Linked DNA regions of Homo sapiens: regions 1, 3 and 4 are each linked to region 2. The links are chromatin loops, found by intact Hi-C in ENCODE. Cell type or tissue: IMR-90. All regions are shown on one strand. Region 1 overlaps LOC101929307 (a long non-coding RNA gene). Region 2 overlaps SEMA5A (semaphorin 5A). Region 3 overlaps SEMA5A (semaphorin 5A). Region 4 has its middle 130 kb from the start of LINC02112.

Region 1 (8,000 bases), 400 kb before region 2:
GCATATAATATGTGTGTAAGACACATTTTCTCATATCTTTTAAATCCTCTCTAGATTACTGATAATATGTAACACAATATAAATGCTATGCAAATAGTTGTTATATTTTGATGTCTAGAGAATAATGACAAGAAAATAGCCTGTACATATTGAGTACAGATGCAACCATCTATTTTTCTTTTTCCCATATTTTTGACCTGGTTTAGGGAACCCATAGGTCTAAAAGGCTGAGTGTATGTTCTGTCTAAAATAATGTTCTGCTTAATATAACCATAAAGAATGTGGGTATTCACTGTGTATTTTCCAGCTGTTCATGTTTCTTCTGTTTTGCCAGGAGTTTCTCCTGGAGCACCTACAAAGAAGTGCCAGAGTCATGGGATTCGTACACATCGGAGTGGATCATGCCATGTTGGGGCAGCTGTTTCCATAGTGATGAGTATGTGGGTAGATATAAGGAAATGTTGGTATGCAGATCCCAATATCAAACTCTAATAAATGACTAGGAAATAATATTGCTGAGAAGTCCAAACTCCAAAGTGTGAAATGAAAACATTCAATGATGCTATAGTATACCTGGTCACAATCTGCAAATAAGAAACATCAGGAAAATACACAATACAATTTGGAAATATCATCCAGTGGCATACTGTTTACTTAGGAGGAGCGTTATAGTACTATTTAGTTTATCTGTACAGAAAACATGAAGAGAAATTTGTACTAAGAAGAATTAGGAGGCATTCTTCGACAACGAAGAGGAACACACCATATGTTGAAGGAAGAAGCTGTTTCATCGAGGAGCATCATGTGTTGCTGTATTAAAGTTAGATAAAGGTCTTCACTACAGACGGTGAGAGGGAAATTAGTGGGGCAGGCTGCATAAACAGCCTCACAGCGTGGCTCCATCACAAGCTCTGTGAAAGCCAACAGGAAAGAAAGCACAATCCTATGGTGGATCTTGAGGTAAGATTCAAAAGCTCTCCGAATTTGCTAATTGTTTTTTCGTGGAAAGAAAATAATCTCAAAATGAATGAAAAGAAAGCCAATTGGGAAGAAGGGTAGTTAGGGAGAATGTTAGAATAAGAGAAATGAAAAGAAAACTTCATTTTAAAATAGAAAATTTGCATTGGTGGAAATGTTTTCAGAAGATAATAAATGCTAAAGTGCTTTTATTTGCTTCATTTTTATAATTTTTATTTTTAATTGACAAATACTCATATTTATTTATGAGGTACGATGCAATGCTTTATATAAGTTTACAATATAAAATGATTAAATCAGGCTAACTAATCTATCATCTTACATATTTATTAGTTGCAGACCAGGGGTTTCTGGATCACTGCTATGTGTGTGTGTGTATATATATATATTTTTTTTTCTTTTTTTTTTTGAGACGGAGTCTCGCTCTGTGGCCCAGGCTGGAGTGCAGTGGCGCGATCTCAGCTCACTGCAAGCTCCGCCTCACGGGTTCACGCCATTTTCCTGCCTCAGCCTCCCGAGTAGCTGGGACTACAGGCACCCGCCACCACGCCCGGCTAATTTTTTGTATTTTTAGTAGAGATGGGGTTTCACCATGTTAGCCAGTATGTTCTCCATCTCCTGACCTCATGATCCGCCCATCTTGGCCTCCCAAAGTGCTAGGATTACAGGCATGAGCCCCTGCGCCTGGCCTGCTATGTGTATATTAATGTGTGGTCTTGATCTTGAACTGAGGCTCTGAAAGGGTATGACAAATACTGACGGCCATCTGCCAACTACAGAGCTGTGAACTGTTCACTCATTAACAGTTTATAAACAACAAGATAACATCCTCCAACTTATCTTCCTGCTCTAGCAGAGGTGGGCAGTGAGGATAACTGTTCAGGTCCCCTCTTTGGAGGTCTGGTGTCATGAGCATGAGCCCTCCTGCAGGGCACTCCAGGACAGCTCTCCCTGTGCCCACGGACAGACCACCTCAGGGGCTGCCATCTAAGCTTCAGATGGTGCGGAGCTCTGAGTGTGTGTGTGAGTTTAAGTATGTGTGAGTATGTATGAGTGTGTGTATGAGTTTCTGAGTATGTGTATGTGTGAAAGAGAGAAAGAAAGCAGCAGCAACTGAGAAAGAGAGAGAGAGAGTGACTCTCTAGTCATCAGCTGTGATGGTGAAATTTATGTGTCAAGTTGACTGGATTGAAAGATGCCCAGAAAACTGGTAAACTTTATTTCTGGGTTGTGAACGTGTCTCTGGAAGAGATGGGCACTGGAATCAGTGGACTGAGTAAGGAAGATCCACTCTCACCTGTCATTCATAAGAGCAGGCATCATCCAGTCCCTGGAGGAATCCAGTAGATCAAAAAGGTGGAGAAAAGGCAAATTTACTCTCTCTTCTTCACCTGGGACACCCATCTTTTTCCCTCAGATATTGGCACTTCTGGGTTCTGGGCCTTCGGGTTTGGATTTGAACTACACCACTCACTTTCCTGAGCCCCCAGCTTGCAGGTTGCATACTATTGGGCTTCTCAGCCTCCATAATCATGTGAGCCTATTCTTCAAAGTAACTCTCTTCCTTTCTATCTGTCTATCTATCTACTTACCTACCTATCAATCTATGTATCTATCTATCTACTTACTGACCTACATATCAATCTAATGATCTATCAATCTATTAATCTATCTTTATCTATCAATCTATCATCTATCTACTTCCTACCCATCAATCTATTAATCTATGTATCTACTTATCTACCTACTTATCAATCTATTGATCTATCAATCTATTAATCTATCTCTGTCTGTCTATTGATCGATCTATCTACCTACCTATCTACATCCTATTGGTTCTGTTTCTCTGGAGAACTCTGACTGAGACATCATCAATGTCTAGTTGATTTTGTCTAATAAACAGCTTCCCTTCAGTTTTGGCTCCACTCTGTCTTCAATTTCTGGCCCAAGTTTCCCTAGGCCCCAACATAAAAGAATATTATTGACCCAATTGACCCACTGTGATAATTTGTTTAATATATTCAACAATTTGTTGAAATAATAAAAGTAATAACACTCACTGATCTACTGATTTGAACTGCTAACCTTACCAGACATGTGCCATGGCTTGTCTATCCTCCTAGATGTTGTGTAAAAGCATTTGAGAAAATAATGTATAAAAATCACACAGGAAATGTCATCAGCTATTTATTACTAAACTTTGTTCAGGTTAGATGTTTATCGTAGTTCACAATGCTGATTTGAACAAAAAGGCATCCAAGCCAATAGAATGAAATTTAATTTGTTAAAGTAAGATGCTTTATTCTTAAGTATTTATATTTAATATGCCCCATGGAATTTTGAACTTAAATTTGGTGATGGTAAAACATAAGTCACTTTAGATGTCAACATTTTCTGGAAGAAGAGTGCCAAGCATGATTGCCCATGTCACTTGGTGTTAGGTGACATTTTTGTTCCAGCAGGTGGTGCCATCAGAGCATGAAGGAAACTCCATTTTAAAAGGAACTTAGGCAGTGGGGACTCTTAGAGTCATCGGAGGCAAGAGAAAATGTCCCAGAGCTTCTGTGGGTCTGAAGGTTCATGTTTTAAATGTTCCTATTGTAGATTTTAAGAAAGTATGTAATTCAAAATTTTTTAACTTGTATTTTAAGTTAGGCATACATGCGCTGATTTGTTATATAGGTAAACTTGTGTCAGAGGGGTTTGTTGTACAGATTATTTCATTATCCAGGTTTTAAGCCTAGTACCCATTAGTCATTTTTCCTGATTCTCTCTCTTCTCCCACCTTCCACCCTCCAAAATACCCCAGTGTGTGTTGTTCCCCTCTATGTGTCCATGTGTTCTCATTATTTAGCTCCCACTTATACGTGAAAACATGCAGTTTTTGCTTTTCTGTTCCTGCATTAGTTCTCTAAGTATAATGGCCCCAGCTCCATCTATGTTCCTGCAAAGGATATGATCTCGTTCTTTTTTATGACTGCATAATACTCCATGGTATATGTACCACATTTTTTTAAATCCTGTCTATCACTGATGGGCATGTAGGTTGATTCCATGTCTTTGCTATTGTGAATAGTGCTGCAATGAACAGACACATACATGTGTCATGATTCCTTTGGGCATATGCCCAATAATGAAATTGTTGGGTGGAGCACAGACTTAGGGTCCTGAGACCCTTAAAGAGTAGGAGTCAAGTCAAAGAACTTTATTTTATGGTTGGTTGTGATAGAACTTCTTAATGTTGTAAAGTGTGGAAAAACAAACATTTTAAACAATGTTTTCCTTGTATATAGCCCAAGACAGGCTAAAAGCTTTCCTCATTTTGCATTCTGAACTGGAATGGAGGGACTGACTCTGGGAAGTCCTGTTACTTTTAATGGATTGAATGTTTGTGTCCCCCTGAAAATTCATATGTTGAACCTCAAGACAATGCCATTTGGAGGTAGAAAGCCTTTGGAAGGTGATTAAATTTAGATGAGGTGAGGGGGATGAGGCTTTTATAATATGAGTAATGCCCTTATAAGCAGAGGAAGGGACACCAGAGCTTCGTCTCTCCTCTATGTGAGGACACACCAAGAAGGTGGCCATCTGCAGGACAAGAAGTGGGCCCTCACCAGGATCAAATATGCTAGCACCTTGACCTTGGAATTCCCAGCCTCCCAGACCTTGAGAAACAAACGCCTGCTGATTAAGCTACCCATATATGATATTTTCTTACAGCATCTGCAGACAACTATGGCACTGTTACATCAACTCAACACATTCTAAATTTAATTCACAAGTTTGCAGCCATCTTAGCTCCCAGATCAACCTTCTGTTCACCAGCAATTTCCTACCCAAATGAACATATTCTCAGGTACCTACTCACCTCCTTTCTTGCCTTTCTTTTCTCTTCTTCTTCCTGTTCTGTAATTCATTGTTCCACGTTTGCCTTTTTTCCTCTCCCTTCCCTCCAGTATCTCTTCTTACTTTCTTTTTCTATATCAATTATATCATTATACACTTTGCCCTTCATTATATCCTGGAGGATAAAAAAATTTTACTCCAATTTGGTTTGAGATTCTCAAAACACACCTTTGGTGGGTAAGAAATACATAGTCCCTATTGTCCATATTAGGGTCTGAACATCAGGAAAATGTTGGCTGTTGATATGGTTTGGCTGTGTCGCTACCTAAATCTTACCTGGAATTGCAATAATCTCCATGTGTCAAGGGTGGGACTAGGTGAAGGTCACTGGATCATGGGGGCGGGTTCCCCTATGCTGTTCTCATGATAATGAGGGAGTCCCATGAGATCTTATAGTTTTATAAGCATCTGGTGTTTCCCCTGCTGGCATTCATTCTCTCTCCTGCAGTCCTGTGAAGAGGTGCCTTCACCATGATTGTAAGTTTCCTGAGGCCTCCCCAGCCATGAGAAACTGTGAGTCAATTAAACCTCTTTTCTTTATAAATTACCCAGTCTCCGGTATTTCTTCATAGCAGCGTGAGAACGGACTAATACAGTAAATTTGTACCACAGACAGTGAGGTGCTGCTATAAAGACACCTCAAAACGTGGTAGTGACTTTGGAACTGGATAATAGGCAGAGGTTGGAACAACTTGGAGGGCTCAGAAGAAGACAGAAAGATGTGGAAAAGTTTGGAACTTCCTACAGACTTGTTGAATGGCTTTGACCAAATATCTGATAGTGACATCAACAATGAAGTTCAGGCTAAGGTGGTCTCAGATGGAGATAATAACTTTTTGGGAACTGGAGTAAGGTCACTGTTGCTATGCAAAGAGACTGGCAGCATTTTGCCCCTGTCCTAGAGATCTTTGGAATTTTGAACTTGAGATGGATGACTTAGGGTACCTGGCAGAAAAATTTTCTAAGCGGCAAAGCATTCAAGAGGAAGCAGAACATACATTTTTGAAAAATCTGCAACAGCCTGACAATTCAATAGAAAGGAGAAACCCATTTTCTGGGGAGAAATTCAAGCCTGATACAAAAATTTGTGTAAGTAACAAAGAGTTAAATGTTAACCATCAAGGCATGTCTCCAGGACATGTCAGAGGTCTTCATGGAAGCCTCTCTGATATGGTTTGGCTGTGACCCCACCCAAATCTCATCATGAATTGTAGCTCCCATAATTCCCATGTGTTGTGGGTGGGACCCAGTGGGAGATAATTAAATCATGGTGGTGGTTTCCCCCATACTGTTTTCATGGTAGTGAATAAGTCTCATGAGTTCTGACGGTTTTATAAGGGGAAACCCCTTTCACTTGGCTCTCACTCTGTCTTTGCCTTCCACCATCCATGTAAGTAAGACATGACTTGCTCCTCCTTGCTTTCTGCCACGTTTGTGAGGCCTCCCCAGCCAGATGGAACTGTGAGTCTATTAAACCTCTTTTTCTGTATAAATTATCCAGTCTCAGGTTTGTCGTTATCAGGAGTGTGAGAACAGACTAATACAGTAAGTTGGTACCAGCAGTGGGATGCTGCTCTAAAGATACATGAAAAAGCGAAAGCGACTTTGGAACTGGGTAACAGGCAGATATTAGAATAGTTTTGAGGGCTCAGAAGAAGGTAGGAAAATGTGGAGAAGTTTGGAACTTCCTAGAGACTTGTCAAATGGCTTTGCCAAAATGCTGATAATGATATGGACAATGAAATCCAGGCTGAGGTGGTCTCAGATGGATATGAAGAACTTGTTGGGAACTGGAGTAAGGTGACTCTTGCTATGTTTTAACAAGAGATTGGCAGAATTTTGCCCCTGCCCTAGAGATCTGTGGAACTTTGAGCTTGAGAGAGATGATTTAGGGTATCTGGCAGAAGAAATGTCTCAGCTGCAAAGCATTCAAGAGTGCTGCTTGGGTGCTGCTAAAGGCATTCACTTTTCAAAGTGAAACAGAATAAGAGTTCACAAAATTTGCAACCTGATGTTGTGATAGAATAGGAAAACACATTTTCTGAGGAGAAATTGAAGCATGTTGCAGAAATTTGCATAAGTAACCAGGAGCCAAATATTAATTGCCAAGACAATGGGGAAAATGCCTCTAGGGCATGTCAGAGAACTTTGCAACAGCCCCTCCCATCACAGGCCCAGAGGCTTAGGAGAAAACAATGGTTTCCTGGCCAGGCCTAGGGCCCCCTTGCTGTGTGCATCCTAGGGACTTGGTGCCCTGCATCCCAGCTGCTCTAGACATGCTAAAAGGAGCCATGGTACAGTTTGGGCCATAGCTTCAGAAGATGCAAGCCACAAACCTTGACAGTTTCCACGTGGTTTTGAGCCTGTGGGTGCACAGAAGTCAGGAATTGTGGTTTGGGAACCTCCGCCTCAATTTCAGAAGGTGTATGAAACCACCTAGATATCCAGGCAGAAGTTTGCTGCAGGGGTGGGGAACTCATGGAGTACCTCTGCTAGAGAAGTGTGAAAGGAAAATGTGGGGTTGGAGACCCCACAGAGAATCCCTACTGGGGTAGTGGAGCTGTGAGAAGAGGGCCACCATCCTCCAGACCGCAGAATGGTAGATCCACCATCAGCTTGCATTGTGCACCTGGAAAAACTGCAGGCACTCAACACCAGCCCATGAAAGAAGCTGGAAGAAAGGCTGTACCCTGCAAAGCCACAGAGATGGAGCTGTCCAAGATCATGGGAGCCTATTTCTTGCATCAGCATGACCTGGACGTGAGACATGGATTCAAAAGAGATTATTTTGGAGCTTTAAGATTTTACTGCCCCACTGGATTTGGGACTTGCATGGGACTTCTGTCCCTTCATTTTGGCCAATTTCTCCCACTTGGATGGGTGTATTTACCCAATGCATATACCCCCATTGTTTCCAGGAAGTAACTAACTTACTTTTGATTTTACAGGCTCATAAACAGAAGGCTCTTGCCTTGTCTCAGATGAGACTTTGGACAATGGGCTTTTTGAGTTAATGCTGGAATGAGTTAAGAATTTGGGGGACTGTTGGCAAGACATGACTTGTTTTAAAATGTGAGGTATATGAGATTTCGGAGGGGCTAGGGGTAAAATGATAT
Region 2 (8,000 bases):
TGTGATGTATACAGTACTTTTTCATTTCCTAAGTACCTGGGCCAACATGTTTCCAAATTAAACTTTAAACACAACTGTGGTTGATCGTGGATGTCCCACGGAAGATAAGACTGGCCTGAGGGTGAAGGAAGATGCAATGACTCTTGGGTTTCCCTGTGGCTGGAGACCTCCCTCCCTACCCTCTCTGCAGGCTCAGGAGAGAAGCAGCACTCCAGGGGAGCTGGTGCCAAGGACAGTGGCGGGGGAGGGGGGGGTGTCCCGGAAAGTGGGTGCCACTGCAGCAACATCAACCACTCCTTCTTCTCAAGGGGTTATCAGCATATGAGCTGTGGTCGAGAAGGACGTATACCTTATAATATTTTTTGTTATTTCTATATTCAAATAAAATACAAGCTTGAGGCCAGGTGCAGTAGCTCAAGCCTGTAATCCCAGGACTTTGGGAGGCAGAGGTGGACAGATCACTTGAGGTCAGGAGTTCAAGACCAGCCTGGCCAACATGGTGAAACCCTGTCTCTACTAAAAATACCAAAATTAGCCAGGCATGATGGCACACATCTGTATTCCCAGCTACTTGGGAGGCTGAGGCACGAGAATCACTTGAACCTGGCAGCCAGAGGTTGCAGTGAGCTGAGGTCTCACCATTGTACTCTAGCCTGGGTGACAGAGTGAGACTGTGTCTCAAAAAAAAAAAAAAAAAATATATATATATATATATATATATATATATATGTGTGTGTGTGTATGTGTGTGTATGTATGTATGTGTGTGTGTGTATATATATATACATATATATAAGCTTGTGCCAGATTAACATATTAATACAGTCATCAAATATCAGTATTACCACTGAGTGTTCTAAGGCACTGAATAATTTATTTTAACCCTGACAACTTCTTACAGGTATTATAACGTGGCTCCTCCTCTGAGGAGAACTGGTGGGTTATTCTCATCACAGTGAATCTATTTTAATGAAAGCTCTGCATCCTAGAGCACAGGACTCTCAGAGGCATGAAGGGTGGCTCTGAGGCCATTCAACTTCAGGGCATCTGAAGCCTCCCTGGCTCTCTCTGGGTGGGCCCTTCACACACACACCAGTGCATCCTGACCCCGGAGATGCCCTACCTGCGTGTGCGGTAGAACTGGCACCTCTTCAGGGGGATCTTGACCACGTGCTCCCGCAGGCCCACGAACAGGACACTCTGGCTGTGCAGGATCTGCAGGCTCCTGATGGGCTCCCTCCGCCTCTCAGGGAAGAGCTCAATCTCTTCCAGCAAACAGCTGCTTGAGGTCTGATTCAGGGGTACCCGCACTTTCTTAATGGTTCCGTAATCTATGAAGGTCACAGGATGAAAAGGAAACAAGGTCAGAGGGTCTCACAAACCAATCCCTGGTTAAACAGAGTGTGCTGTGTATGCAGCCATGGATCTTCAGCCAGGAAAGCCATCTGAGCATCCTTCAAAAACAGTACACCTGGACACCACTGCAGACCAGTTAGGTCAGCTGCACTGGATGTGGGGCCCAGGCAGCAGTATCTTTTAAAATGATGCTCTCATGTAGCAAGGGATGAGGACTAATCATGTCCGATTGGACCCTTCCAGTTCCAAGTCTCGGGATGGAGAGCTCAAAGTAGCAAGCTTTGTGCCATCCCATGGAAAACATCAGGAAAGAAAGACCCTCAAGGGACGATCTTGGATTCTTAGTGACAGAGATGCTGATTTTGGTGCCCAGCAGGGCAAGGAAAATGCAATGTGATTGGCAGCTTCAAATATCCAGTACGACTGTGATGCCCCCTCCTCCTTCCTGCCACGAGAAGTACACCCTCCTCCATCTCCCTCTCTCCTCTGTCTACATTAGCTCCTTCTTTCCTCCTAGTGCTTGCTCTTTGGGATGATTTTCTTGGGCTCAACTCCTCCAAACTTTCTTTCTTGTGCTTCTGAGTATTAATTTCTGGCCTGATCCAAGCCCTCCCCGCTCCAGGCTTCTTGCTCCCTGGGTGTTTCTGTGCACTTATTTATCTGCTTGACTGCTAGCACTGCTGGAGGGTGAGCGGCCCCTGAGCCATGCAGCCTTCCCAGCTTAGGGGGACACACAGTTGAAACGAACATTGCTCTCCCAGGTACCCTGTGCTGCACCCCGCAACTCCTTGCTGACACCCTGCAAATCCCAGGCATGAAATCCAGCCTTCTGGAAGCCGCTTAGAGATCCACTCAAGTACCTGGAATCATCCTGAAGGCCCTGACTGAATAAAACCTTCCATGATCCCGAGTTTCAAAACATCATGGTTCTTATTTTGCAAACACAGAAAATGAGTTTAAGGAGTTATTCTAAAACCAGAAGTAGTCAAGAATATTTGACTTCAAGGCCTCCTATCAAGCAATTCATTGCAAAAGACCTTGGATAAAATACTTTACATTTTTCTCTCTCTATGAAAGCCATAGAGATGGAGGCTATTTGTGTTTAAAAAAATACATAAGCAGACATGTTTTAGCCTGAATTTACTTTAAAAAGCATATCTGAAACATCTCCAGTGAGCATTTTCTGATTATACACTGACTGAAAAATCATGTAGACAGTATTGGCAAACAATTGCTTGCTTTCATTTTAAGCTAACTGGTTAAATATGCTACTTTTTAAAAAGGTCAATCATACACTGAAGTATGCTATATGCGGGGAAGATTTTAAAATGATCTTGAGGAAAGAGCATGTATTTGTGTTCATGTAAAAGGGTGAGGACAAAAGAGAGAACGAGAGAGGGAAGAGAAAGGGGCAGCTGTGGCGTAGAGAGGCAGACATTTTAGCAAATTCACAGTTCACAGATGTAAGCATGTAAGAAAAAATTTATGTCTTAATTCTATAATTCAAATTAATTTTGACTTGGACATCACAGTTCATAAGCTTGTTGGAAAATTCAGCCTCAATGATTCTTAGGTCTCTCTGCCTGGGGTACAGCGAAGAGTCAATAAACTTACACAGCACCAAGGAACTAACAGGGACAAGATGGGGGCTTCAGGGAAGGTGACATCAGCTCACATGTGTCAGCCACAGGCCCTGCAAGGAGGTCCCCATGAGGCACCAGCAGAGGGAGGTGTCAGCCTTCCTGTGGAGCAGTGATGGGCATAGAGCCTGTGGCTGCCTTTGCGACATCATTACACAAGAGGACATCATCTGAGACACATGTTAGGAGGGAGGCAGGGGAAGCAAGGCTCATGGGAGAACTTATGTGAGAGACCCCTGGGTGAAACAGGAGCTTTCATAGAAGTTCAGGGGTGGGTGGCCTGCCTAGAGTCAGGATCCAGCTGGAGGATCACTGTGCTGTGACCAGCGTCACACTAGTTGTTCACCAGCCTAGAGTGGCATGGGAAACAGAGTTTACAGAACTATAGCCTATCTGAGAATTTAACAAAGACTCATTGCTGTTTATTATTTATTTTGTTGAAGGATTATGATTCTGAGAAACCTGCCCAAATTAACAACAGTCCAAATGTCAATATGCTCATATGTATTTCAAATTCTTAAGTAATTGTGGAAAGAATCAAATTTTTAAAGATCTGTGATAGTTTGACTTAAAAGAGTGAGCCATCTTTGATCATAAACTTTTACTGCATATTTCTGCATACCTTGTATCTGATTTTCCAACTAGTGGGAACTAACAAAACTACAGGGCTTAGCATTTCAGAGCAAAGTGCTCAGCGTGGGCTTGCATGCTGGTCCACAATGGATGACCGTGCATCCTTCACTCCCTGGAGTGTCTAGTCATGTGACGAGTCCCCTCCACAGTTCCCCCTTCCCTCTGCATCAGGTTTAGCACACAAAGACCCTTCCTGTCTCCTTGAAGCTCTTCCTTCCCCTGCCTGTGCCCTGCCCTTGTTCTGAACTCCTGCATGCTCACATGTTTGGTCACAGCCTTCTCATCCCCTGTCCTCATGATTACCCTAGGGTCTGTCTTCAAAGCCGGGATCTGTCTTCAAAGCTGAATGTTGGCTCTGTATCTGCAACTCAACCGTTAGGGACTGGAGACACCAGAAACTTGACAGGCCTCCCTGACTCTCCATGTGGCCTACCAGCATGTCCCACCTCCTGTGACCTTGTCTAAGGGACAGCAGCACCATAATCCCAGGGCCGATGATGGGACCTCTCCTTCCCTGTCACCCACAGCTCACCTAGTTCTCGTCCACCCGCCCCTGTCATCCCTGCCACTCCTGCAGCTTCCTCTACACCTCTGTCACCCACATCTCACTGCATCTAGAGGCAGGCTCCAGGCATGCACATGGTGGCCCCATGCTCCTTCATGCCTCCATCCTTGCCTGTGCCTCTCTGTGCTCTGGCAACGGCCACCAGGAAGCACTTGCAGCCCAAGAGCCTGTGATTGTGGCATACCCTGGACATGCAGCTCCTTTGCCTGAGGTGACAAATGACAATGTTATTTTCTTTCAGTGGCAGAAAGACAGAGATGGCCCTATAGAAGAGACACCCCGAAAAACCCCATAGATTTCTATTTGACATAGGAGGACAATAGCAGGACCCTGGTGGATCTTGCAAAGCTATTTGTATTTGGTTGCTGTTTTTACTTTACAACATTTACCATGGTTTTAGTTACTAACTTACTTGTTTTGTGGTTTTTACACTTGATCTTAGGCTCCATAGGGAAAAGAACTATGTCAGTTGTGTCATATGATGTATGTGTAGTGGCTGCTATTAGGGCCAGTAGAGATTAGATGTTTCATGAATATATTCTGCTGAAAGACTGAACAAATGAGTGAGGGAAAGAAGTGTAGCCAGCCTGGAATGAGAATGTCATTATTACTCCCACATTTGCTAAAGAGCGCTGATTAATATTTTTCCCATTATAATCTCTAGCAGGAGTTATGATATTAGTCAGTGTGAAGGTGAAACAACAAACATGAATTTCACCAATATGGAAAGATTTCAACCCAAGATGTCATAAACTAAATATGAATGAAGAATTGGTTTCATCCAAGAAAATATTAACTCCGAAAATTTGCCACAAGAAATAAAGCCATACAAAACTTCTATACTTCTGAAATTTAATACTCTAACCAAAGTTATTTGCATGAAAAAAAGTGCCAGAAATATGTAAAATCTTCTTAATCATTCTTTAACATTCAGAGATCAACAAGTAAAAAAAAAAAAAAAATAGGCATTTCCTGTCCATTTCAGTTCCCCTTCCCAAGGAGAGACGACAATGTGAGGTGGAGCTGCAGAATCAGTGCTGACCAGAGGATGCTCAGAATGGACACTGCTTCAGTGCAAACTCTCATAGTATTTGCCATTTGTGAAAATGTCCCCTACTCATTATGCTATGGACACAAATCTGAGTGTCATCTATTTATAGTTTCTCTCTCAAATAGAAAACTATAGATACTCATCATGAAAGGGACAGAGCTACTTCAAGACTTTAAATATCCATTAGTGTTGATATGGTTATTATTCAAAAGACACAAATACTTGTAATTACATGAAAACATCATTAAATATTATACTTCACTACATATTTGTCTCATCTTAGCAGAAGAGAAGGGATGTTATATTCTAGGGTTACCAGATTAAATACAGGCTGCCAATTTGAATTTCAGATAAACATGAATAATATTTTAGTATTAGTATGCACTATTCAATATTATTCATGATTTATCTGAAATTCAAATTTAAGTGTGCAGCCTGTATTTATATTTGCTATATATGGCAGCCCTATTACATCACATCTCCTTTGATCATCTTGGCAAGCTAGTGAAGATATGTTGGATATATGTAGCAACATATTCCTACTTTATAGGTGACGATATTGAGTTTTAGAGAACAGAACTGATACATATTTTCTATGAACTGGTTAGACATGAAATGCCTTTTCACTTCAATGTTGATGAATGAAATAAAGGATTATAACAATGGACTCCACAGTGAACATTAATTATAAGGCTATTACTGAGGATACAGACTGAAACAGGGGAAGAGGTAGTTGTGCTTTGATTGCATTGTCCTTTTTTTCTATCCGCTCTTCTAGAAGTCATAGAACTTAGCCAACTGGAGGGCAATGAAAAGAAAGTCAGTATTCTAATGAATGCTGAAAAAAGCTCAATATCATTGATCATCAGAGAAGTGCAAATCGAAACCAAAATGAGATACCATCTCATGCCAGTCAGAATGATTATTAAAAAGTCCAGAAACAACAGATGCTGGTGAAGCTGTGAAGAAATAGGAATGCTTTTACACTGCTGGTGAAAATGTAAACAGTTCAACCATTGTGGAAGACAGTATGATGATTCTTCAAGGATCTAGAACCAGAAATACCATTTGACCCAGCAATCCCATTAATGGGTATATACTCAAAGGAAAATAAATCATTCTACTATAAAGCCACACGCACACATATGTTTATTGCAGCACTATTTATAATAGCAAAGACATGGAACCAACCCAAATGCCCATTAATGATAGACTGGATAAAGAAAATGTGGTACATATACACCATGGAATACTACGCAGCCATAAAAAGCAATAAGATCACGTCCTTTTCAGGGACATAGATGAAGCTGGAAGACATCATCCTCAGCAAGCTAACACAGGAACAGAAAACCAAACACCGCATGTTCTCACTCTTAAGTGGGAGTTGAACATTGAGAACACATGGACACAGAGAGGGGGACAACACACACCAGGGCCTGTTGGGGGAAGGGGAGTAAGGGGAAAGAACTTAGAAGACAGGTCAATAGGTGCAACAAACCACCATGGCACACATATACCTATGTAACAAATCTGCACATTCTGCATATGTATCCTGTTTTGCTATTGTTGTTGTTAAGAAGAAATAAAGAAAGAAAAGTCAGCATTCTCCTCCATTGGAAGACTTTGTCTGTCATCCATCTCAAGGACAAGCAGAGGCACATCTGTGTCAGAAGGCAATATGTTCTTCTGGCCTCAATGACCCCCTCCCTCTGTACATACAAGGTGGACTCGAGCATCCTTGGGCAAACAGTGAAGGACCTTCCTGCTCCCTTAAACCAACTGTTTAAAGAGAGTAACATGCAAAGAAAAGTTCACATAACTATAGATGAGTAGAAGTTATGTGTATAATTAAATGTTGGTGTTTCTGAGAATAAGATAAAAGGATGATTTCCTAAAGAAACAAGGACCACATAACATGCTGTCACCAGACCAACTCTCGAACAAGCAAAGGGCTTCAGTGGCATGCCTGCCAATGAGAAGAAGAGAACCCTCCTCGGCACAGATCACTACATTGTAGGTCTAAACAATTCTTAATATATATATATTTTTTGCTGGTGACCAATGCAGTCAAAGAAGACCAGGAGTAAACCTGATGTCAGGTATAAAATGCAGAGGTAAAACTGGATTACCATAATGACAGAGATGGTCCCTTCAACCTCTACAATCTGAGTCATTAGGAAAATGACCAAAAGAAAAAGCAAAGGTCATAAATGAAAATAGTTTACAAAGGTAAAGTTTGCACACTGTCACACAAAACAGTAGTAGATTCCATTGGAAACATGACTACTGGAGAAGAAATGTTTACACAATGCTTATCAAAAGACAGGAGTGTAACTTGAAAAGGACAAAAAGAAATTACCCCCAAAGAATTCCAGCCACAAGAAATGACCCATGAAACACTGAATCTTATATTCCCAGTCCCCATCCCACAGGAAAACGTGTTCATGTCCTGGAACAAATAAGTTACTAAGTACACTGTGGGAAGAATAACTGGAAAGAGAAATGTGTTTTTTAGTGGGGAATTTTTTTTTTTTAATGGGAGTTTGAATGAAATACTGTTCTTAGAGCAGAATGTGGCAGTAAGTAAAGCTACCAGGATAAATTCCTAATGCATTTCATGGGAACGCAGTGACCTGAACGCGGGAACTGGGGAAGCAGCAATAGCAATTAGGATCCCCACAAAAACCCTCAAGCACTGAGGTTTAGGAGGTAGGAACCGAAAGGGTTTATCTAGACTAGCACTGTCCAATGGTGAC
Region 3 (8,000 bases), 51 kb after region 2:
AATACTGGCATGTCTAATTCTAAATAAGAGTCTAAATTATTTTGGAATGGGTCCTGCACCCTGGCTAAACAAAACTAGAGTTTGGGAATTGTACTAAAAACAAACAACAACAACAAAAACAGCAACAAGCAACCCTTCCTAAAATGTGGAAAACAAAGAGAGAAGGCGTAAGGGTCCAAGTGTGTCTAGCCCGGGACTTAGGTTACCAGCACACATGCAGGAGGTCCACCAAAACTTATCAAATACACTCACTATTACCCACTTCTGCTATTAACTTGGGGACAAATGGCATGAAAACCACATAGTAAATAGCTCCAGTTTCTCAAAAGTCCTGAGCTGAAAAACGAGAAGATACAAAGGAAGAAAGATCTTTTATGGTTTCCAGCTGAAGGATGAGTTTATAATAAAAACAGCTAATATCTGTAGAATGCTAAGTCTTGTGCCAAGATCTGTGCTTGGTGCTTTATATCCCCATTGAACTCACAAGAATCACAGAGCTAGGTGCTGTGCTATTCTTCCCATTTCACAGATGAGGACACTAAAGCCCAGAGATTTAATAACTTGTCCAAATTCACATAACTAGCAGTGGGGGATGGGGATGGAAAGTCCTGAATCCATTAGACCGGGGGTCACCAACCCCCAGGACATGGACCAGTACCAGTCCATGGCCTGTTAGGAGTCAGGCCACACAGCAGGAGGTGAGCAGCAGGCAAATGAATGTTACCTCCTGAGCTCCGCCTCCCGTCAGATCAGTGGCAGCATTAAATTCTCATAGGAGCAGGAACCCTACTGTGAACTGTGCATGTGAGGGATCTAAGTTGTACACATCTTATGAGAATCTAATGCCTGATGATCTGAGGCAGAACAGTTTCATCCCTAAACCATCCCCTCTATCCTCCCTGCCACCCCCAGTTTATGGAAGACTTATCTTCCATGAAACTGGTTCTTAGTCCCAAAAAGTTTAGGGACCACTGCATTACACTATACTGAAAAAAATAAATAGTGCTTGCAAAAAGAAAACAATCAAAAGCTAGCAATATTCAACAGGATTTGATTTTCTGCTTTAGAAAAACAATGGTAAGCTCTTGGCTGGACAGTCATCTTTCCATGGAGACTGGTAAGCAGGTTTACTGAGGAACAGTCTAAGGGGGGTTTCAGAACCAACCAGAGAGACAATAAATGATGAGATGAAACTTTAAACCACAGTTATCATGGAAGTCAGGAATGACACAGAAAGAAGAAAAAGTGGAAGAAGAAACAACTTTAAGGACTTATTAAACAAGAACATTGTTGGAAAGTGTTTGACCCAACTCCAGAGGGTGTTTCAAGGAGGGCCAACCATAGCCTCAGAGAGCCAATAAATGACTTTCACGAGGTCATTCTGTACCCTGTGTCTGTTCCAGCAAACCACATCCACTTTTGCAGACAAGGAGAAGACTGAGCAATGGCAGGTAGACTGACCCACAGTTTCCTCTTTCCACAGAGAGCCTCTACCATATCTCCAAACCACCCTGAACCAATGTTATAAGATCACAACGTCCATTTTAGATAGAAATGCTCAAATACATGTTTTCCTTTTGGTTTGCAAAAACAACAAAATAATTTGTATTCAGTGTGTAGTGAGTGCTGTTCTCTAATTCACCACACAGTGCAGGTCATGTTGGTCAGGGAGTGAGACTGCATTTGGAAACACATCATGCGGCCCTACACTGATCCTTCAGGATGAGGGTGGACCCCTGACTGTGTGACCTGCCATTAACTCGGGAAACACAGTTTCTTGAAAAGTAGAGCCTCTTGAAATTCGGCTAGCATCCTGTTCCTTTTTCAAAGACAATGAAAAAGTGGGAATAATTGTAAGACAGACAGTCAAATAGCTCTTATATTTATTGATATAAATTTGGAAGTAGGGGATGTTAGAGTCTTGCCAGGCAGGATGATAAGATGAATTTTGTTTTCCTTCCATTATTTAAGTTCTGTCTTTTCTCAAAATGCAATCCACCACAAACTAGTATCTGTCACTCCTGAGTGAATTGAACAAGTCAGAAGGAAAATCAGGTATTTTCTTCTTGTCTACAATGGATAGGAGTGCATGAAAGAGAGATCTGAGGTATGTTGCTAACTAAATCACAGTAAAAACAGGCACGTCAGCTGCTGTGTAAACATATGCATGGAGAAACTGTTTTTTCTAATGTTTGTAAAACATACTGAGTTATGTATTACCGTGTTGTACAAAATATATCATGTTAATAAGAATTCTTCTTCATGATATAAGAACTTTTATTTTGCATATTTACTTACATAATAGTGACCATACAGATAGGACTACCGAGAAGTGACTCACCATATATGTAATTACAAGTGATGCGAAGAAAAACATCAAAAATTTTGAGATTTCGACCACGCAAAACCAAATACTGAGAATCCAAAAGAAGCCTCCCATTCTATATTCTTTCTATTCCAATGCCTAAAGCATCAATATGGGGGTACACCATATTCAAATGGCTCGATCTGATCATTGAGCAGATCTTTAATAGGTTCTTGATATAAAAATATTTGTACACAATGGGAATGAATATTAAAGGCACAAAGGAATCCCAACTCTACAAAAATCTTACTAGAATCAAAGTCAATTATAAATTATTTTGCAGTCAAAAGTCGCCTTGTGAGACACTTGCCAAAGTCAGGCTGGAAAATGCCTGTACACGATGCCTGTGACTCTGCCCTGGTTGGACCATTGACATCTGATATTTTCTGTTGTTGCATCTGACAATCAGACCTAGTTTGCAAAGCTGTGAAAATTAAATGGGCTGATACATAGCAGGATGCCAATAAATGGTGGCTATTATTATTTTGGCATCGTGTACAGGCATTTTCCAGCCTGACTTTGGCAAGTGTCGCACAAGGTGGCTTTTGACTGCAAAATAGTAGCCACCATTTATTTACTCTCAATGTCCCTTGGAATAATTTCTGTTGAACAGAACTTCACATAATGATAATGAATGATCAAGTGTATATATATATATATATATATATATATATATAAAGCTTAAAGGTCATTAGAATTTTAGGAGCATAAATAAGTCATACTGAGTTTTGTTTGTTTGTGTTTTGAGACAGAGTTTCTCTCTTGTTGCCCAGGCTGGAGTGCAATGGTGCGATCTCAGCTCACTGCAACCTCCGCCTCCCAGGTTCAAGAGATTCTCCTGCCTCAGCCTTCCAAGTAGCTGGGATTCCAGGTGTGCACCACCACACCCGGCTAATTTTGTATTTTTAATAGAGATGGGGTTTCTCCATGTTGGTTAGACTGGTCTTGAACTCCCAACCTCAGGTGATCCGCCCACTTCAGCCTCCCAAAGTGCTGGGATTATAGGCATGAGCCACTGCCCCTGGTCTACCATGCTGAGTTTTTAAATAGCAAGCTATTTCACAAAAATAAGATGAGTTAACGGAAACAATATTCAGATGTGACACACAGCCAGCAGTTTTCTGTTCCTAAATTGTTGGTATCAGTCAGTACAAAATGCCTTCCATAAGCATTCCCTGATTTTAGACCCTCTCTGTATTGGGTACATTGTTTCCATTGTCACAGTTTATGTAGATAAAACTGCTGTAGAAGCTTCCAGGGCAAATCTATTTTTATCTAGATATTCATTAAAATTAAAAGCGGATAACTTAAAATTAAATTAAATTAAACATAGGTTAAAAGCTACTGGTAGGCTAAAGTTCTTTTCCTGAGGTTTCTACTAAAAGACAGATGATGATAGATAGATAGATAGATAGATAGATAGATAGATAGATAGATAGATACATAGATAGATAGATAATAGATAGATTTTAATAGATGGATGCGCACATTTGTGTCTGTGTATATGTGTGTATCACATACATGAGTATAGAGATATATGTATACATGGCTCAATACTTCCACCTACTGGCTGTGTGAATTTACTCACATTATTTACCAGTATATTTTCTCTGTTTCCTGTTTTTGAATAACAACAACATCCAACATACAGTATCATTGTGAGAATCAAACGCACTTTGCTGGTAATCATCAAAATACAGACCTCTATTTATTAAAAATAACTCCAAAAATTAATATAAACACAGATGTGAGTAAATAGTATCAGTAATTAATAAGATAACTCATTGAGTATGCATTCCGTATATCAAATTAAGATCTACACTTATTCCATCAAGCCTGAAACCAAACACAGTGGCAGGGACCATGCTACAGACGAGCCTGGAGCCGGCCAGAGTACTGCTCTAGGCATTTCCTCACTGCCTCAAGGGGCTGTCCTGGGCACTGGGTGCTCCTTAGTAAACTGATAGACACAGCCCGTGCCCTCAAGAGCAGTGTGAGGAGACAAACAAGACAGATCAACAAGTGCTTACAGTGAGGACAAGGGTATGGAGGGCCAGGGCAGCTGGGAGAAACAGAGGATCAGAAAGGAGAGAATAGGGAAAGGGCAGAGGTGAGGCTGAGAAGGGGCCACCCAGACAAGGATGGGGGAAGAGAACATCCCTGCCAGAAGGAGCAGCCTGGGAGAAGACCATAAGGCTGGCAAGGAATGGAATGAAGCCACAGTCAGGATCAAAGAGATCAACAGGACGGGAGGTGGAAAGCCAGGCAAAGCCAGGAGCCCATAACAAGGAGTATGGATTTCAACTGCCATTGGAGAGACACCAAAGAGTTTTAAAGAAAAACTTATCACTCCGTTTCCTGGGTGTGTGGTGTGGGATGGGGTAGGAAGTTGGAGCCAAGTGCATCCTTGGTAACTATTTTCACAGCAATCAGGGCCTTGCATCCTCAGGTGTGTCACTCATTGAGCCCCTTGACAGAAAAAAGTTATTGCTAAGACCCTTGCAGTAGGAGTGGAAAGACAGTTCTAGCACATTTGATTCCTTCCTTCTTCCTGGGGAATATGACCCATTGAAAATACACTACTTTCATGAATTTGCTGATTCAAGTAGGAACCACTTTTACCAAGGGGAAATGGGCTGGCTTCCCCTAAATGAGAAGCACCACTTCTTCACACCGCCCTACAAGTCCAAAACTCACACCTACAATTCTCCATATCTTTAGGTCAATAGGAGTTTTATTAACTGGATATGTGTCTAAATGTTCTAGTTCAAAGTGACAGACTTTAGTGTCTACTCTGCTCTTATTCCATTCCAAGCACATAGCCCTCTCTTATAAAATTCTGCCAAATCACACACTCCTATTAGTTATATATCATTTCATGAATATTTCTGAAAATTGTCAAAACACAAAATTTCTATTCGCCATGTTCATTTTTCTCTGATGATATTTTAAATTTACAGGTTCACTTCTTTGAAGAATTAATCATTTAATCTGCCAGATCAAATTAATACAAGGTTTTTATTGGAATGTTAATTTAAATTTTAAAATCTGGTAAATATTTTAACTCCTAAAAAATATGTTAAAAGACTGAAAGAAAACCATGTAAGATTTTACTGAAAGAAGACATTGAGCTCCAACATTATTCAGTTGTTATCATACTTCTTCCCAATAAGCTACTGTAGAATAAGGAAACGTGCATGATGGCTCTGGCTTTGTCTCCTGAGTTGATCTGAGCTGGGGCAAAAAGAAGACCAAGACACAGGGAGCCGACTTCCCAATATGTGGCAGTGAGTGAACAAATGTCAGAGGCCCTTGACTGGGATAAATAAAAAGTTCAATAGAATAATATAGAGACAAATTTATAGAAACACATAAATCTGGGCATTTTAGAAACAAGATGACAACATGATTTATGCTCTAAACTGGGATGCTTTTAAGAAGGAAAGGAGGTAACATTAGTCATCAGGCAAGGACATCAAGAGGGATTCAAGACTGTCACTAGGAAACTGCTAGAATCTCTAGACAATGAACATTGAGCCATTTCCCAATTGTTTTAGCAGTTCTAGTACACGTCTGCATGATATCTTCACTACAGTGAGGCATCCCTTCTTGTAGTGGATTTATTCTTTATGAGGTTTCCTTGACTCATGTATATACAGTTCATGCAAGTATCCCCATAATGTGGTAGCAGGAGAAAGAAAGATTTACTCATCCCTTTTCTTTTGGAATGCACAAATTAAAATCTAAAGGTAGTAAAAGACCTTTGGCAAGTATATTGGCAAGTGTAGAAGCTTCCTCACATGACTGGAGAGGACCTGTGGCTCCCCAGCTTTTAAGCCCTCTGTGCTCGATGTACAGGATGGAGCAATACAGTGTTTTCAGAGCACCGTAAGAACTGACTCATGTCACTTAACCACACTTTTGTACCCATAAAGGTCTGCATTAAATTACCACACAGGCTTTTCTACTTTGGGTTTAACAGCCCCAGTTTATTGCACCATGTATGCAAGGCTACAACAGTCAAGAAAATGCTCTCAACCTTTTCCAGAGTCCACATACCCCTCTTCATGGCAGCTCATGCATGAAAATGTGGGCATCGGGAGAGAGAGATGGAGGCCATTTGTAACGCTGGTATTTCCTAAAGTGCCAACTAAACAAAGGGAAGGTCAGCAGCTTGTAAAGGAGGAAGGGTGCAAGCTCTGGAGTGGATCTGTTTTCAAGCGCTAGCTCAGGTATGCATCAGGTATGGCCTGTGTCAGGGGGCAAGTCCCTCTGAGCCCCATAGTGCTCATCTGTAGAAGAAGGATAATGCAATCTCCCTTAAGAGGTTGTAAGAAGGATGGCAGATGACATGGATTTGGAGTCTTCCATCTACCTAGCATATTGTAAATAGCTACTGCGACTCTTCCTTGCGGGTGGTGTAATAACTACAAGTAACAGATACTCCAATAAGTACATGGACAGGCAGGCGATATGCATGGAGGCCATTGATTTAAAATGATTCCTGACCCTCAAAGATAATAAGATTAGATTTACAGCACGATATCTGAACTGCAGCCATCCCACAAGGCATAGGCAACTGGCAATGGCTGCTGACAGGCTTGATCAGGCCTGAATATTAGAAAAGGGCATCTCATTGTGCTGTGTCACATGTCACACAACTTTGCTCAACACACTTTCCATCCATGTCATCTCATCTTCACCCTAGCAAGTTTAAACTTGAATAAGATATCAGCCTTGGACTTGTAATGCTGAAAAGAACTTATTGTTCACAAGGTCATTCTTTTTAAGCATCTCCCCAGGTGCTTATTTGGAAAAAAAAAATAGGCTGCTGACTATGCAGTCTTGATTCTATTCTGGCTTTACAGAGCTTCTTTTTCTTGACAAATACTTGCATTTTGGTACCCACATATACTTCATTCCCAATCCTCATTTGTCTTTGTTTTGCTTGTTCTCTGACCTCTGCTTCCATTTCTGAATTTCCAGCTGTAGCGAATCTTGTCAGTCGAGAGAGCACCTCTTGCAGACCAGTCACACCTCCAGGTACTGTGCTGTGCATACCCTTCCAAACAGGCTCTCACTGTCCCCAGGTTGGAGCCCAACAAAGTCACGCCACCCTAGCTGTGCTCAGGCTGTTCAGAGTCAGCACCTGGTCCCAAGGAGAAGCACTGAGCTCCCCAAAGCACCTCTCTTCAGGACAAGCAGAAAGAATTTCTCCTTGACTTAAGCACGGAGGAGATTTTCATCCTCCAAGTAAATTATCATTAATCATTAGAAGGTTCATAGTTGCATTTTAAAGACCTCAAGGGTCTACTTAATGCTTGAGTAACATCATCAATGTATTTCAAACAAACAGAATTTAACATTGTTACCAGAAGAGTTTTCTCAACTAGAATTATAATAGCTCATAAAAAATGATACAGTTGAAAAGACAATGCTTGTGGATTTCAAGTGAGTTCACCTCCATATGAAATCCTGGCCAAAATCTCAGAGACTGCAGGACACTGTGGAGTTCCCTGGGAGAACTCAGTGGGATAAGTACACATTTCCACCAGAGAAGGAAAGCCAGCTGGTCTCTGAGTGTTAATAAGGCTACGTGGATTAGATGTTCATGCTGAGTTATTAAGCCTCATTT
Region 4 (8,000 bases), 870 kb after region 2:
TTCAGTATGATACTAACTGTCGGGTTGTTGTATATGGCCTTTGGTTATGTTGAGGTATGTTCCTTCTATACCCAGGTTTCTGAGTGTTTTTTACATGAAGAGATGTTGAATTTTACCAAATGCTTTTTCAGCATTAATTAAAATGATCATTTGTTTTTTGTCCTACATTCTATTGATATAATGTATCATGTTGATTTATTTCCATATGTTGAACCATCCTTGCATCCCAGGAACAAATCCTACTTGGTCATGATGAATGATCTTTTTAATGTGTTGTTGAATTTGGTTTGCTAGCATTTTGTTGAGGATTTCTGCATCAAAATTTATTAGAGATATTGACCTGTACTTTTCTTTTCTTGATTTGTCTTGTTTGAGCATCAGGGTAATACTGGCCTTGTAGAATTAGTTTGAAAGTATTCCCTCCGCCTCTATTTTTTGGAATACTTTGAGCAGGATTGGTATTAGTTCTTTAAATGTTTGGTAGAATTAAGCAGGGAAGCCCTGGGGTCCTGGGCTTTTCTTTACTGGGAGACATTTTATTCTGACTGCAGTCTCATGACTTGTTATTGAACTGTTCAGGTTTTGGATTTCTTCCTGGTTCAATCTTGGTAGATTGTATATATCTAGGAATTTGTCCATTTCTTCTAGATTTTCAAATTTATTGGCATATAGCTGCTCATAGTAGCCACTAATGATCCTTTGAATTTCTCTGGTATCAGTCATAATGTCTCCTTTTTCATCTCTGATTTATTTCAATCTTTTTTCTTAGTCCAGCTAAAAGTTTGTCAATTTTAACTTTTCAAAAATCCAACTTTTTGTTTCACTGATGTTTTGTATTGTTTCCTTCATTTTAAATTAATTTTATTTCTGCTCTGATCTTTATTATTTCTTCTACTAATTTTGGGTTTCGTTTCCTCTTGCTTTTCTAGTTCTTCCAGATGCATCCTTAGGTTATCTATCTGAAGTTTTTCTTCTTTTTTGATGTAGGCACTTATACTATGAACTTTCCTGTTAGTACCACTTTTGCCATATCCACATGTTCTGTTAGTCGTTGGATGAAATGTTCTGTAAATATTAATTAGATCCATTTGATCTATAATGCAGAGTAAGTCTGATGTTTCCTTATTGATTTTCTGTCTGGAAGATTTGTCAAATGCTGAAACTGGGGTGTTACAGTCTCCAGCTGTTATTGCATTGGGGGTCATCTCTTTCTTTATCTCTAATAATATTTTCTTTAAATATCTGGGTTCTCCCATGTTAGGTGCATATATGTTTAAAATTGTTATATCCTCTTGTTGAGTTGACCGCTTTATCATCCTATAGTGACCCTCTTTGTCTCTTCTTATGGTTTTTTGTCTTGAAACTTATTTTTTCTGATACAAGTATAGGTACTCCTGCTTTTTGATTTCCATTGACATTGAATATCTTTCTATCCCTTTATTTTTAGTCTGTCTTTATACATGAAGTGCATTTCTTGTAGACAACAAATCAAATGGGCTTGTTTTATCCATTTGGCCTTTGTATGTCTTTTTGGTTGGAGAGATTAGTTCATTTACATTCAGTGTTATTATTGATAAGTAAGGAGTTACTCTTGTTATTTTGTTATTTGTTTTCTGGTTGTTTTGTGGTCTTCTCTTCCTTTTTTTTCCTCCATCTTCCTTTTAGTGAAGGTGATTTTCTCTGATGGTATGATTTAGTTTCTTGCTTTTTATTTTTTGTGTATCCATTGTATTTTTTTTTTTTTTTTTTGGTTTGTGATTACCATGAGGCTTGCAAATTCTATCTAAAAACCCATTGTTTTAAGCTGATAACAACACTGTTGGCATAAACAAAAAGAAAACCAATAAAAGCTCTACACCTTAATTTTCTTCCCCTGCTTTTTAATTTTCTGTTGTTTCTATTTATATCTTATTGTACTGTCTGTCTTGAAAAGTTGTAGTTATTTTTGGTTGGTTCATCATTTAGTCTTTCTACTTGGGATAAGAGTAGTTTACACAACACAGTTACAGTGTTATAATATTCTGTGTCTTTCTGTGTATTTACTATTAGCAGTGAGTTGTGTGCCTTCATTCGGTGATTACTTACTGCTCATTAACATCCTTTTCTTGCCGACTGAAGTACTCCCTTTAGCACTTCTTGTAGGACAGATGAAACCCCTCAGCTTTTGCATGGAAAAGTATTTCTTTCTCCTTCATGTTTGAAGGATATTTTCACTGGACATACTATTCTAGGGTAAAAGGTTTTTTCCTTCTTCAGCACTTTAAATACTTCATGTCACTCTCTCCTGGCCTGTAAAAAGTCAGATGCTGGAAGTACTGGACCTCCACTGTATGCTATTTCTTTCTTTTTTTAATGCTGCTTTTAGGATCGTTTCTTTATCCTTGACCTTTGAGAATTTGATTATTAAATGCCTTGAGGTAGTCTTCTTTGGGTTAAGTCTGCTTAGTGTTCTATGACACCAAACCTTAGGTATCTAGGTTTGGGAAGTTCTCTGTTATTATTATTTTTTAATACACTTTCTACCCCTATCTCTTTCTCTACTCCTTCTTTAGGACCAATAACTCTTAGATTTGCCCTTTTGAAGCTATTTTCTAGATCCTGTAGGTGTGCTTTATATTTTTTTCCTTTTGTCTCTTCTGTGTATTTTCAAATAGTTCACTATTTGCAAATAATAGAATTAGTCTTTAAGCTCACTGATTCTTTCTTCTGCTTAGTCAATTCTGCTATTAAAGGACTCTGATATATTCTTCAACATGTCAACTGCATTTTTCAGCTCCAGAATTTCTGCTTGATTCTTTTTAATTATTTCAATCTCTTTGGTAAATGTATCTGATAATTTCTAAATTTCTTCTGTTATCTTGAATTTGAGTTTCCTCAAAACAGCTATTTTGAATTCTCTGTCTGAAAGGTCACATATCTTTGTTTCTCCAGGATTGTTCCCTGGTGATTTATTTAGTTTATTTGGTGAGGTCATGTTTTTCTGGGTTGCCTTGATACTTGATGTTCATCTGTGTCTGGGCATTAAAGAGTTAGGTATTAATTGTAATCGTCACAGTCTGGGCTTGTTTTCACCTGTCATTCTTGGTAAGACTTTTCAGATAGTCTAAAGGACTTGGGTGTTATGATCTAAGCTATATCTGCTTTAGGGGGTACCTCAAGCCCAGTAACACTGTGGTTCTTGCAGACCCATTGAGGTACCACCTTGATGGTCTTGAACAAGATCCGGTAGAATCTGCCTGGATTACCAGGCAAAGACTTGTTCTTTTCTCTTAGTTTCTCCCAAACAAACAGAGGCTTTCTCTCTGTTCTGAGCCACGTGAAGCTTGGCATAGAGTGACACTAGCACCCCTGTGGCCACCACCATTAGGACTGCACTGAGTTTTGCCCAAGACCTGTAACCACTCCCTGGCTACTGCCTAGGTTCTGCCAAGGCCCTGGGGCTCTGCAATCAGCAGGTGCCAAAGTCACCCAGGCCTGTGTCCTTCTTTTCAGGATGGCAAGTTCCCCTCAAGCTCCAGACAGGTCCAGAGGGGCTATCCAGGAGCCAGGGACCAGAGTCAAAAACCTTAGAAATCTATCAAGCGTTCTATTGTGCTGCAGCTGAGCTGGCACTCAAACCACAAGATGCAGTCCTTCCTACTCTTTCCTCCTCTTTCCAAAAGCAGAGGAGCCTTGCCCCACTGTGGTGGCCATTGCCACCCCTGGCAACAAGGAGTACTGCCAGACTACTGCCAATGTTCCCATAAGGCCCCAAGGCTCTTTAGTCAGCCCGTGGTGAATGCTGCCTAGCCTGGGACTCACCTTTCAGGGCACTGGGCTTCCCTCTGACCCAGAGCAGGTCCAGAAATGCCATCCAATAGTCAAGTCCTAGAATCAGGGAGTCCAAGAGCCTGCTTGCTGCTCTAAGCACCTGTGGCTGAGCTGGTACCTAAGGTGCAAGACAAAGTCCCCTTTACTTTTCCCTCTGCTTTTCTCAAGCAGAAGGAGTCTTGCCCTATAGCTCCCCCAACTGGTAATGTACTGAGTCTCACCTGAAGCCAGCAAGTCCAAGGCTCACCCAAGGCCCTCAACATAGTACCTGGGTATGGCTGTTGGTTATCCAGGGCCCAAAGGCTCTTCAGTTAGCAGGTGATGAATACTGCAAGGACTGAGTTCTTCTCTTCAAGGCAGTGGGTTCCCTCCTGGCCCAGAGTGTGTCTAGAAATGTTGTCCAGTAGCTAGGGCCTGGAAAAGGGGCCTCATGACTCTGCCTGGTACCCTATTCTGCTCTAGCTGAGCTGGTATCCAAGATGCAAGACAAAGTCCTCCCCACTCTTCCCTCTCCTCCCCTCAAGCAAAATGAAGGGGTCTCTTTTCGAGTGGGTGAGCTGTGCAGCCAGCAGTTAGGGGAGGGGTGATGCCAGCACTTCCTTAGCCACCCCAGCTGTTGTCTCAGTAGCTTATGTGTCCCCCCAGGCCACTGGCTCTGGGCCCAGGACTCACCTAGAAGTTGCAGTCCCTGTGGCCTACACTGCCTTTCAAGCTTATCTGGGGCCCCAGAGTATTTTAGCTCATGGTGGTGTGGCTTGCAAGAACCCAAGTTCTGACTGCTGGGATCAGTGATTCCTCTGTGGCTAGGGCTGGTTTAAATGTTCCATCAGTGGGCAGATGTCAGCTGAGTTTGTTCCGGTTTTCCTCTTTGCTGTAACAGGACAGCACTAAGTCCAATGCCTCACAATTGCTGCACCCTCCCTCCCCCAGTGCACAGAAATGCTTTCCACACCTCACCTCACTGCTAGATGGTGGGGGATGGGGGATGTCAGCAATTCAAGACTGTTTTTTCTGTCTCTTCAGTGCCTCTTTCAGCAATATGAAGTTAAAACAAGGTACTGTGAGTGCTTACCTGATTTTTGGTTCTTATGAGGTTTTTTTTTTTGTGCGTAGATAGTTGTTAAATTGTTGTCCTTGTGGGAGGGAATGATCCATGGAGTCTTCTATTCTGCTATATTATTCCACCCCTCTCCCCACTAAGTATTCTGAATATCAGGTGTATCCTATCATTCACAGGGAAAGAGAACCATGGAGGCCCACGTGCTTTTATGTCTAAATAGGTACACGTTATTCATGAATCAGGCAAACTCCTAAATAATCTTTTCTTATACTACTTTGGCAAATATAGCTTCAAATGACTCAGAAGGCCAAACTTCAAGTTTAAGGATTCTTTAAGCTCTCAAAATTGCTCATGTGCCAGCCTATGTATGACCACTCCCGCCTCTCATCCAAGCTTCAATCACTGCTTCTATCTATAAACAGCCAAACTTGAGCCACCCTCAGGGCTGGGGGACACATGCACCAGAGGTACAGGTACCCTCTACAGGACAAATCTGAGAAAGACATCTATACAGGGCTTGGAAGAAAATCTGTGTGGACAGGGAATACCAGGGCCTTGGATACCTAGAATGAGATCAAGAAAGTCAGGTAGGGGGTAAAGGTGAGAACCGCCTTTTTGTTCACAGACTGCTCACCTGGTGCAGAGGAGCATGGTTGGAATGGGGTTACAACAGGGGCTCTCTAAGTATAGGATGAACATCATCCCTGAAATCTTGGTTACCCTTTGAGTCTGTATTCTGAAGGGTCAACTTAAATTAAATTTTGCTTCATCTACATATTACTATACAGTTATAAATTCCAAATTATAGTTGGCTTTGTGTATACAGGCATCTAAATTTTCTAGACTCAAATTTATACCCCCAACTGTGCTCCCAATTACCCCCTCCAACTCCTACCCAGCCATCCTCCAATTCTTTCCAAATATTCCCAGCCAGCAATCTTCAATGCCACTCCTAACATGCTCGACAGCACTGTCTCCCTCAAACCCCTCAGTAAACATTTCAGATGAGCTGTTCATTTACTCTCTTTTCAGTGATGAGATCATGGCACATTTTCCAGGAACAAATGGGTTAATTTATATTGCTGTACTACTACCTAAAATGAAAATATTAGAAACCTATCTATTATAAATATGAAGGTCACGACAAAAAAGAGAGAGAGGGATGTCATCATAGCAAATGGAGCTCATGAGTATTCTAAATATAGCCTTAGTCAGGACTTGTACTAAGAGTCTAGGGACCTTTTAGAAAATCATTTTTCTCGTGTTGCTGCCCTTTGTATCTGACAAATATTGATTTCAGTTATGTTTTGAATAACAATGAAAACAGTGCCTTAGATAGAACTTTAGTCATAAACTATTTAACACCTTAGAAAGTTGAAAGAACTCTGGACTTACAGTTCTGAGGCTGGGTAGTATCTTTTTAGCAGCTGGATGTACCTCAGGCAAGCTCCTCAATCTCTCTTTCCTACATTGTAAAGAGTCATAGAATTTTGGAGTGGAAGACACCTTTCAGATAATCGAGTCTAATAAGCCAATTTTACACTTGAGAAAACTGAGGCTTGAAGTTATTACATAACAGTCTAACGTCACATAGGTCATTGGAGAAAGGTTGCAAGTTTCCACTAAAAATGGTTTGGATGCAGTCACTGATGGGGCTCTTTTAGTCTAAAAGTCATTGCTTTTTAATATCAGATCATTTCAGTAACATTTCTCAATTAGCACAAGCATAGTTCTCACTAAATACACTCTTTCTGTTAAAAAAATTGTTCTGTAAAAAAATCAGTTTTTTTTCATTAATTAGGAAATCAAGAGAATAATAGAAAGAACTAAGAGATAAACCAAGGAGGGAGCCTGAAGAATTGAGTTCTGGGTCCTGTTCTAGAACATTCCATCATGGACTTTGGATAGGTATTGTCAACTGACCTCAGTAATTTGTCATTGTACTTGAATGGGACCAGCAATGACAAAAGTCCTTGAGAGGCTGAGACGAAGACAATAAAAATCTTCCCTTGGAAAGAATCCTAGCATTTTTGTCAGAAGGAACAAAATAGAATGAGGTGGGTGTATATTTTGATGAAAAATAATCTGATCAATCATACACAGAAGGACCATAAACATGTGACACTATCTTAGTACACATTTCCAGGACACACACACCAAAGGAGAATGCCCGTAACCGGTGTGCTGACATTTTAAAGTAGGAAAACAGCTTTAATTAACACTCTTTGCTAAGCCCTTCTAAAAAGCCAACCTTTCCAAAATAAATCTTTAGTAATACACTGTTAATAGTTTTTAGAATTTCTGAGTGTTAAAATTTCAAAAGTGTTTATAAGGAGAGGTATGGCCATCAGGTACTATCTGGAGAATATATTTAATTAAGAATGGCTAATAATATTAAGGCCATGACTGAGCTGTCTGTAACACCAGGTATCAGGGTGAAAACTGATCCTTGTTATGTTAGCATGAAATGTAGGTAATAGAGCAAGAAATGTCTATAATCGGGACTGTTAGCCACAGAGCCCAAAATGGTCATGGTTAACTGGCCTGTCTCGAGCGCGGTCTTTCTGCCGGAAGCACTCAGCATCCTGCCTTTAGCCTGGCCCTGGCTGACACACTCCTCCTCATCCCCGTGGGCCCACTGAAAGCCTGCCCTTGCTGGGCAACCTGCCAGGACTGCATCCTTCTATTGACTCCTTCTCACACTGGCCTGTAGTGGCCCGTTTGCTTGTGTGCATTTCCCATTTGACTGAGGTAGGCCCTCCTACGGCAAGGGCTGTGTCTTGTTTACCATTTTATCCCCAGGGTGCAGCAGAGGACTCCATATAGCAAGAGGTCAAGAAACATTTGTTGGATGAGTACATGGTATGATGACCATCCTGGTTGTAAGAATGAGGATGCATTCCCCTCTTTTTTCCTATGAAAGGAATAGACCCTCACTTTAGCTAGTTTATTCAAGAGTTTTTATAAGGAGAAGGTTCCACAGGATTCTTCAGAAATGACAGCTTGTAACTAGAAAATGACCAAGAACTGGGAGAGCTTTGTCTTCCTCTCTTCTTTATCCCCCTTTCTCCCCTTGCATGCTCCATTCTCCTGCTCCTCACCACAGAGCAGCTTTCTTATTCTTGTCATC

Evidence for each region. Hi-C counts contacts between places; a loop is a spot of excess contacts. Peaks named below come from ENCODE experiments on the same cell type or tissue, not always from the same donor. Only the 100,000 strongest peaks of a DNase experiment are listed, where the experiment ranks them.
Region 1: a loop joins it to region 2, with 3 times the contacts of the local background. A loop is called at or near these places in 3 of 110 quality-filtered maps.
Region 3: a loop joins it to region 2, with 5 times the contacts of the local background. A loop is called at or near these places in 11 of 110 quality-filtered maps.
Region 4: a loop joins it to region 2, with 4 times the contacts of the local background. A loop is called at or near these places in 3 of 110 quality-filtered maps.

The regions. Positions count from the first base shown.
Region 1 is chr5:8,753,252-8,761,251 of GRCh38, forward strand. LOC101929307 (a long non-coding RNA gene) reads right to left here. Exons shown (of 3, transcript XR_007058687.1): 3 at 3,153-4,999. Among named protein-coding and RNA genes, the nearest start is that of LINC02199, 82 kb to the right of the region's middle. In IMR-90, a CTCF peak has its summit at 3,448 (motif pointing right); a DNase peak (open chromatin) is centred at 3,440.
Region 2 is chr5:9,153,366-9,161,365 of GRCh38, forward strand. It overlaps SEMA5A (semaphorin 5A), which reads right to left. Exons shown (of 23, transcript NM_003966.3): 12 at 1,123-1,330. Among named protein-coding and RNA genes, the nearest start is that of MIR4636, 100 kb to the left of the region's middle. RefSeq lists an enhancer at 2,965-3,034. In IMR-90, a CTCF peak has its summit at 3,086 (motif pointing right); a DNase peak (open chromatin) is centred at 3,106; H3K27ac peaks cover 371 bases.
Region 3 is chr5:9,204,093-9,212,092 of GRCh38, forward strand. The region is part of intron 8 of SEMA5A (semaphorin 5A); the gene reads right to left. Among named protein-coding and RNA genes, the nearest start is that of MIR4636, 150 kb to the left of the region's middle. In IMR-90, a CTCF peak has its summit at 3,928 (motif pointing left); a DNase peak (open chromatin) is centred at 3,919.
Region 4 is chr5:10,026,670-10,034,669 of GRCh38, forward strand. No RefSeq gene overlaps it. Among named protein-coding and RNA genes, the nearest start is that of LINC02112, 130 kb to the left of the region's middle. In IMR-90, a CTCF peak has its summit at 4,017 (motif pointing left); a DNase peak (open chromatin) is centred at 4,022.